Regions from separate parts of the Homo sapiens genome. Here region 2 is linked to region 1. A link is a loop called in an ENCODE intact Hi-C map of the cell type or tissue named here. Cell type or tissue: PC-9. All regions are shown on one strand.

Region 1 (4,000 bases):
TGCAGTGAGCTGAGATGGCGGCAGTACAGTCCAGCTTCGGCTCAGCATCAGAGGGAGACCGTGGAGAGAGAGGGAGTGGGGAGATGGAGAGGGAGAGGAGGGAGAGGGAGAGGGAGAGGTCTTTCCACCTTTTTTTGTATTTATCAAATTCACTATATTTTCTAATGGGAAAATACTTTTTTTTGTAAGAAAGAGCAGTCCGGGTACAGTGGTTCATGCTTATAATCCTAAAATCCAACATTTTGAGAGGCCAAGAGCCCAGGAGTTTGAGACCACCCTGGGCAACATAGCAAGACCTTGTCTCTAAAGAAAATTAGCTTGGCATGGTGGCACATGCCTGTAATCCTAGCTACTCTACTCAGGAGGCTGAGGTGGGAGGATCACTTGAGCCTAGGAATTCGAGGTTACAGTGGGCTACAATTGTGCTGTAGCAGGACGGGCCACAGACAAAACTCCTCAGACACTGGATTGAAGAAGGAAGAGGTTTTTATTTGGCTGGGAGCGTTGGCAGACTCGCATCTTAAGAGCCGAGCTCCCCGAAGACAGAGTTCCTGGCCCTTTTAAGGGCTTACAACTCTAAGGGGTTCCACATGAAAGGGTCGTGATGGATTGAGAGCACATGTGGTTAGAGGAGAGGGGGGTGGTTAACCTTTTAACCTCAGGCCAGGTCATCAGTGGCACTGGCTGGTCTTGCCACTGACTTCCTTCCTGTTGTTTTTCAACTTTTACTTCCTCCTGTTCTTCAGAGACAGGAGACAGTAAGAGAAATGGCTTCCCTCCTCATTCTCCCCTTTGAGAACCTCACTCACTAGTGGGAGTTCTCACTTCCACCTACATTACCTAGGTCTTCCTGCCAGTCCAATTCCATTGACTCCTAGAGTTACATACTCTCTTGTTTTCCAATGGGGATTAAGTAGTTCTACTGGGTTGTAGCACACTTGAGTCTGGTCACTTCCTGAGCTGCATACCTTGTACTGGGTGGCATTATACACACAAGTCCCTTTTAAACAGAAAGACTGTTTTAACTTTTTGCCCTACCTCAGTCTGAGGAAGGTCAGTTGAAGTCCTTACTGTACAAGTCCAAAATTTAAGAAAAATGAGTTCCACGATGAGCTTCCTCATGCTTCGGCCGTGCATGGACTAGTCAGCTTCTGGGTGTGACTGGAGCAGGGCTTGTCATCATCTTCAAGGTCACTCTGCAAGGGTTGTCCGGGCTTGGTCTTGCCTCCCAGGTTTCAGGCGCTGCAGGTTTTACATGGCTGTGGTGGATCCAGGCTGGGATTCCTTCTACCTTCACAGCGGTGAGAGTGGTCAGGATGACAATCTGGGGTCCTATCCACCATGGGCACAAAGAAGCTACATTCCAGTCTTTAATCCATACTTGATCACCTGGGGAGAAAGGGTAAACTGGGGAGAATAAGCTAACAGGGCATCTCTCATTTACCCAGGCTGAGATTGTTTGTGCAATTTTTCCTAGAGCCTGTAGCTGTCACTGTAACTCAATTTCACCTAACTCTCGGGGAGTGCCTGGAAGTCCCCGCAATATGGGAGGGGGCCTAATATTTTATAAGGGGAATATCCTGTTCTTTTAGAAGGGGTACATCTAATTTTAAATAATACCATAGGGAGAGCCTATATCCATTTTAATCCTGTATCCTGACATACTTTCCCTAAACTATTTTTGATAGTCCGATTCATCCACTCCACCTTTCCGGAATTCTGAGGCTGGTAGGCGGCATGCAGTTTCCATGTGATCCCCAATACCTTTGCTGTCTTCTGTATCAAGTCAGCCACAAATGCCGGCCCGTTATCTGAGCCGATCCGTAAGGGCAGTCCAAATCTAGGAATAAGATCTCGAAGAAGCACACGGGTTACTTCACGAGCTTTCTCAGTTCATGTTGGATAAGCCTCCACCCACCCAGAGTAGGCACACATGAGAACTAGTAAATACTTGTTACCTCCACACTTTGGCATCTCTGTGGAATCTACCTGGAGATCTTCAAAGGGGGCTGCTCCATAAGCCTGTATGCCGGGTGGAATGGCTGGACCTTGCCTCGCATTATGCTGTCAGCAGGTAACACACTGCTGCGTCACTATTTTGGCAGGGGCTGACAAATGTGAGATGTAGAAATACCAGCCTAACAACTTTTCAAGTGACTCCTGGCCTAGATGGGTGGTTTTATGCACAGCCAGTACAACTGCAGCTCCTAACAGCTGTGGCACAGCTACTCTCCCATCTGGTAACCAAATCCATCCTTCCTGCATCACTTGTCCTCCATCTTCCTGGAGAAAGTCCTTTTCTTTAGAATAAGTAGGTGCAAGATCAGGTGCTTGAGGGAGCAGAGGGGCTGTGACTGATGCCCGGAAGGGGGCAGTTGCTGCTTTTCGAGCCTCTGGGTCAGCGAGGGAATTCCCCAAACCCACCAAGGTGGAAGCTCGCTGGTGTCCTCTGCAATGCATAACTGACACCTTGTGGGGTTTCCATACTGCTTCTAATAATTGCAAGATTTCTTGTTGATATTTTATGTCTTTTCCCCCAGAGTTCAATAGGCCCTTTTCTTTATATCATGTTCCATGCACTTGAAGGGTTAAAAAGGCATACGGAGAATCAGTGTAAACGTTTACAGTCTTACCTTCACTGAGTTCTAAGGCCCGAATTAAAGCAATGAGTTCAGCTTTCTGGGCTGAAGTGCCCTAGGGCAATGATCTGGCTTCAACAACAGTGTCCAGGGTTACCACCGCACACCCTGCACCTCTCTCTCCTTGTGGGTTGATGAAGCTGCTCCCGTCCACGTGTAGTTCCCAGTCTACTGATGCCCAAGGCTGGTCCCGGAGGTCAGGTCTGCTAGAGTAAACTGAGTCTAACACTTCTACACAATCATGCTCGACAGTGCTCTCTGATACCGGGAGCAAGGTGGTGGGGTTCAGGATGTTACAAACTTCAGCGGTTATATGGGGATTTTCACAGAGCAAACTTTGGAACTTGGTGAGTCTAGCATTCATTAGCCAATGATGTCCTTTAGTATTCATTAAAGTCACAGCATGGGGGGCCTTTATGTTCAGGTTTTGCCCAAGAGTCAGCTTATTTGCTTCTTCACTAGCAGGGCAGTTGCTGCCAAGGCCCTCAAACATGGGCCATCCTTTAGACCCCACAGTTTGGGTTAAAACTCCAACTGCCATCTTTTCTCTCTCTCTGACACATACAATGTAAAAGGCTTTGTCAGATTGGGTAGCCCCAGGGCTGGGGCTGACGTAAGTTTTTCCTTTAACTCATGAAAGGCTTGCTGTTGTTGGGATCCTCATTCAAAAATTTCCCGGTCCTCCCTCTTTGTGACCTCAAAGGCTTGGCTAATACTGCAAAGTTTGGGATCCACAGTCTACAAAACCCCACAGCTCCTAAGAATTCTGTCAACTGCCTTCTGCTCTTAGGCTCCAGTAGATTGCAAATAACCTGCTTTCTTTCTGACCCCAGGCTGCGCTCCCCCTGTCGGATAGTAAATCCCAAGTAACGTACCTGCTGTCGGGAGATCTGAGCTTTTTTCTTGGACACCTTATACCCACAGTCCTCCAGGTGCCGGAGTAGGGCATCCATTCCCTTGGCGCACCCAACTGCTGTGGGGTGTCCCAGCAAAAGGTCATCAACGTACTGGAGCAATACACAGCCTAGGTGTCTGGTGGGAAATTCCTGGAGGTCTCGAGCCAATGCCTCCCCAAAGATGGTGGGGGAGTCCTTGAACCCTTGGGGAAGCCGGGTCTAAGTGTATTGAGTAGTGATAACTGACTCCAGATCTTCCCACTGAAAGGCAAACAGCTTCTGGCTCTCACGGGCTAATCTGATACTAAAGAAAGCGTCTTTCAGGTCCAAGCAGGTGAACCACCTGTCCTCAGCTGGCAACAACCCCAACAATGTGCACGGGTTAGATACTGTTGGATGTAAAGTCACTGTAGCTTGATTAACCAAGCGCAAATCCTGTACCAGCCTGTAGTCCTTGGTCCCTGG
Region 2 (4,000 bases), 67 kb after region 1:
CTTTCAGCTGAAATCCTATAATTTGTTACATATGATTATAGAACAAGAACAAATAAGAAAATGGTTCAGGCTCTGATGAAATTTTAATAATAAAGTATGTTAGAGTGGCCTGTAGCATGTTTAAATAAAGCTTAAAAGAAAATCACTCTGCCCTGATAGGTAATAAATGTAGAAACACACACCCTTGGCTGGGAGTGGTGGCTCACCCCTGTAATCCCAGCACTTTGGGAGGCCAAGGTAGGGGCAGATGACCTGAGGTTGGGAGTTCACGATCAGCCTGGCCAACATGGTGAGACCCTGTCTCTACTGAAAATAATTAGCCGGGCACGGTGGCAGATGCCTGTAGTCCCAGCTACTAGGGAAGCTGAGGCAGGAGAACCGCTTGAACTCAGGAGGTGGATGCTGCAGTGAGCCGAGATCGAGCCACTGCACTCCAGCCTGGGCGACAGAGCGAGACTTTGTCTCAAAAAAAAGAAAGAAAGAAATACACACCCTATTTTGTGTTTTCAAATGAATAAAATTCAGATGCAAAGGACTTCACCTTGAAGAGCCAAGGCCTTTTTTAGCTATCAAAGATATGGTCCTTTTGCAAGGAGATTTCAAAATCCATGCCACATATACCTGAAAAACATGAAGGCTTAATTGGCTGGTTTTCCTTATGTGATAATAAAATGATCTGTTCTCTAACCTCTCATTTTTATGCTTGGCAGGAATGTGACTGTACTCGAACCAAAAAGACATCTGCTAGCAATTTGCAGTCTCAGAGCAGCCCACGGTTTTATGGAGCTTCATCTGAAACTCTGATTCATTTTTGAAAAAGTTAGCTAATGCAAGTGGGGGTGAGGGCAGCCGGCTCCTTGCTGGGGGATCGGCAGAGGAGGAGTTGTTTCCGCCAGCCCAGGTTACAGTTCTGTGCTCTGTCTCCCAGGGTCTGTCCTGATGAACTCAGGGTTTCTGGGCTGCCCCAGAGTGGGCAGTGGTAGGTGGGAGGTGCCTGTGTTGGGCCTGAGATTTGGTGCTGAGAATTTGGTCTCCTGCTTAGCAGTCCTACTTTTCATTTAATTCAATTTTTACTCCTGTCTTACTCTGACAGATGGGTATATTCTACTTGATACAGAAAGTTTACAAACTCATAAAATTGGAACCGTACACGCATATGCACACAAGTGCACACACACACACGTGCATATGTATGCACACTCACACATGTGCATATGTATGCACACTCACACATGTACCCTGCAATTAAGGGAAAAGCAGCTCAGGCCTTGGCCTCACACAGAGAGGGCTTCCAATCCAGTTCAGTTACTCAGAGCTCTGTGACCTTAGGGAAATGAATTAACTTTCTCATTTCCTTATTTAGAAAATGAACATCATAATGCCTGCTTTGATGGAGATGACATGATATATGTAATGCTCCTGGAACAGAGGACAGTATTATTTTATATGGCCGGTGTACTTCTTCCTCCTGTCCCCCCTACTTTGTGCTATTTATTGGAAGATCTATTTTAGGTCCTGATGTTTGCACAGACCCATTCAGAGGACAGATTTGGAAATCTGGACAGATTTTCTTTTTCCTGTTGCCAGAAGGAAAACAAATGATAAGCCTGTTTTAGGTCTTACTTGTGGTGCAGTTTCCTCTCCACCTAAATATCTGCACGAGCCTACAGTGGAAAGAGATGAGCTTAGGCTGGGTGAGATTGGGAGCATTGCTTAATTGCTTTGAACTTGAGTTTGTTCAGATAGAAACCAAAGAAATTAATATCTAACTTGCAGGACCATTTCCATAAGATAAATAATATATGTAATACAAATGGTTGTTGCTTTTTACTCTCATATTGCCTAGTATTTTTTTCTCTTTTATTTTGTATTAGGAATTCAATGTGGAATCGCTTAATATTTCTTTTTCTTTCTTTCTTTCTTTTTTTTTTTTTTTGAGACAGAGTTTCGCTCTTGTTGTCCAGGCTGGAGTGCAATGGCACTATCGTGGCCCACTGCAACCTCCGCCTCCCAGGTTCAGGCGATTCCCCTGCCTCAGCCTCCCGAGTAGCTGGGACTACAGGCGCGCACCACCACGCCCAGCTAATTTTTGTATTTTTAGTAGAGACGGGGTTTCACCATGTTGGCCGGGATGGTCTGGATCTCTTGCCTCGTGATCTGCCCGCCTCGGCCTCCAAAAGTGCTGGGATTACAGGCGTGAGCCACCATGCCCAGCCTCCTAACTCTTTATAAACCAGAAAACATTTCTTAGAACTCCCTCCCCATTCCCTCTTATTTTGCATATGGCCAGAAATGGGCACAACCACGTCCCTAGATAAATCACTGCCTGGGGGAATGGAGCCATTAGAACTGGCTGAAAATGCTGAGGTTTGCCTCTGAGCCTTAGAGGAGATGTGTGGACACCATGACAAAACTAGGGCTTTCCCAGCAAAGGAGAAATTGGGGAGTGGCGGTGGCTGGCCGTGCGGCATGTGCGTCGCACCAAGTGACATGCTCCAGTTTGCTTTGGAAGCTTTTCTGTTCTTGTGAAGGTACTGATGGCCTTTCCCTGTTCCCCTTGCAGATGAAGTGGGAGTCCCTCAGTCCCTGACATTTCCCCAGCCTCACAGAGACGTGCAGAGGCCACTGATCGTGACGTGAGATCTGCCTTCAGTGGCTCCCTGTGGCCAACAGGCGGGCTGCGTCAACTGTCGGGCACCAGCCTCGTCCTCTTCGACATGCTCCGTGCATCCTGACAGGGTGGTCTGTAATTTCAGCCTCAGAGGTCAGGCTCTCACGCCCTTCCGAGTGGAGTGCCTCGGCAGCGGGTTGTTATTTCAGGACGCCGAATCAGTCTCAACACTGGGGGCCAAGACTCTTCACAAATGTGTCTTCCGGGGAAAGGTTTATCCACCAGGACGCCCCATGTGTTTGTGAATCTGACTTGGGAATCTCCGGTGAAATGAGGTCCATTTCAGTCATATCTGTTCTTATGGTTTAAACTCCGGCTAACATTTCTTTATCTCGAGTGTCTGGATGAGATGAAGGCTGTAGGGCTTACAATACATATCCAGCAACGCTAAGGCGTCTTGGAATTTTGGTGGAAAAGATGATGCGAGCCATCACGATACTCAGAGCAATTCTCCTGTCTTTTGAAAAATAGAATTTGCTTCCTGCCACAGCCCCAGGTGTCCTGATCAGATTAGAAGTACTCCAGTTTATGTCCAGCCCAGATTTTGAAAACTGATCTGCTGTGACGATCTCCTGGTTTTCTAATTTGCATGTCTCCCTGCTTCTACCCAATGTGGTGAAGGCCGCTGCAATCACCCAGCCCCATCCGAGGGAAGGCAGGGAAGGCGGATGCAGGCCTGGGCAAGTGCTCTGCAAGCTTGCTCTCTTTGTGTCCTGGATGAAGTGAGCGTCTCTCTTCTAATCCATGTAGACTCAGCATCTAGGAAGAAGCAAGAGTCGATTCTTTGTAATACAGGCTGAAAATCTCCCAATCCTTTGCTTCCTACCTTGTTTTTATCTATAAACTTGATTTTCGTTTCCTCTGAAAATTCCCCATCAAACCAAATCCTTCTCCCCTAATTCCTCCCTGCATTTAACACGATTCACCTTTGCCTGTGTGTTGTAGGATAAACAGCCCGCTGCCTCAGTGAGAAGAATGACAAACAGAATAATTTAAAAAACAACCAACTGACAAATCTGAACAAGCTTTGGTGGTGAGGACCCGATTAATTACACTTGTCCACACCCAAGCTTGGCAGAAGGGGGTGCCCTGGGAATGTCTGCAGAAGCCAACCCCGTGCCTGAGGGGTCAGGGGTCAGGGTTGACAGCCCTTCCCTGAAGCTGGATACTCCCAGCCCGGGAGTAACTCCAGCCTGAAAGAGAACTAATTGAGGATGCTTCTTCTAAAGGTAGTGACTGCTATGTTCTGTCTGCTGGGTTCCCTTTAGAGTTCATGGGATACATTCCATCCAGTTGCAGGGCAAAGAGAGGGCCTTGGGGTAACCATTA

What was found. A loop is a pair of places that touch in the nucleus more often than their neighbours do. Peaks named below come from ENCODE experiments on the same cell type or tissue, not always from the same donor. Only the 100,000 strongest peaks of a DNase experiment are listed, where the experiment ranks them.
Region 2: it touches region 1 in a loop (3-fold over the local background); 1 of 110 quality-filtered maps calls a loop at or near these places.

What each region holds. Positions count from the first base shown.
Region 1 is chr10:34,972,047-34,976,046 of GRCh38, reverse strand. It overlaps LINC02635 (long intergenic non-protein coding RNA 2635), which reads right to left and starts at 3,029. Exons shown (of 2, transcript XR_001747419.1): 1 at 1,959-3,029; 2 at 469-1,874. In PC-9, a CTCF peak has its summit at 1,583; a DNase peak (open chromatin) is centred at 2,076; H3K4me3 peaks cover 676 bases; H3K27ac peaks cover 585 bases.
Region 2 is chr10:34,905,506-34,909,505 of GRCh38, reverse strand. No RefSeq gene overlaps it. Among named protein-coding and RNA genes, the nearest start is that of LINC02635, 66 kb to the left of the region's middle. In PC-9, no CTCF peak of the experiment used is centred here; no DNase peak of the experiment used is centred here.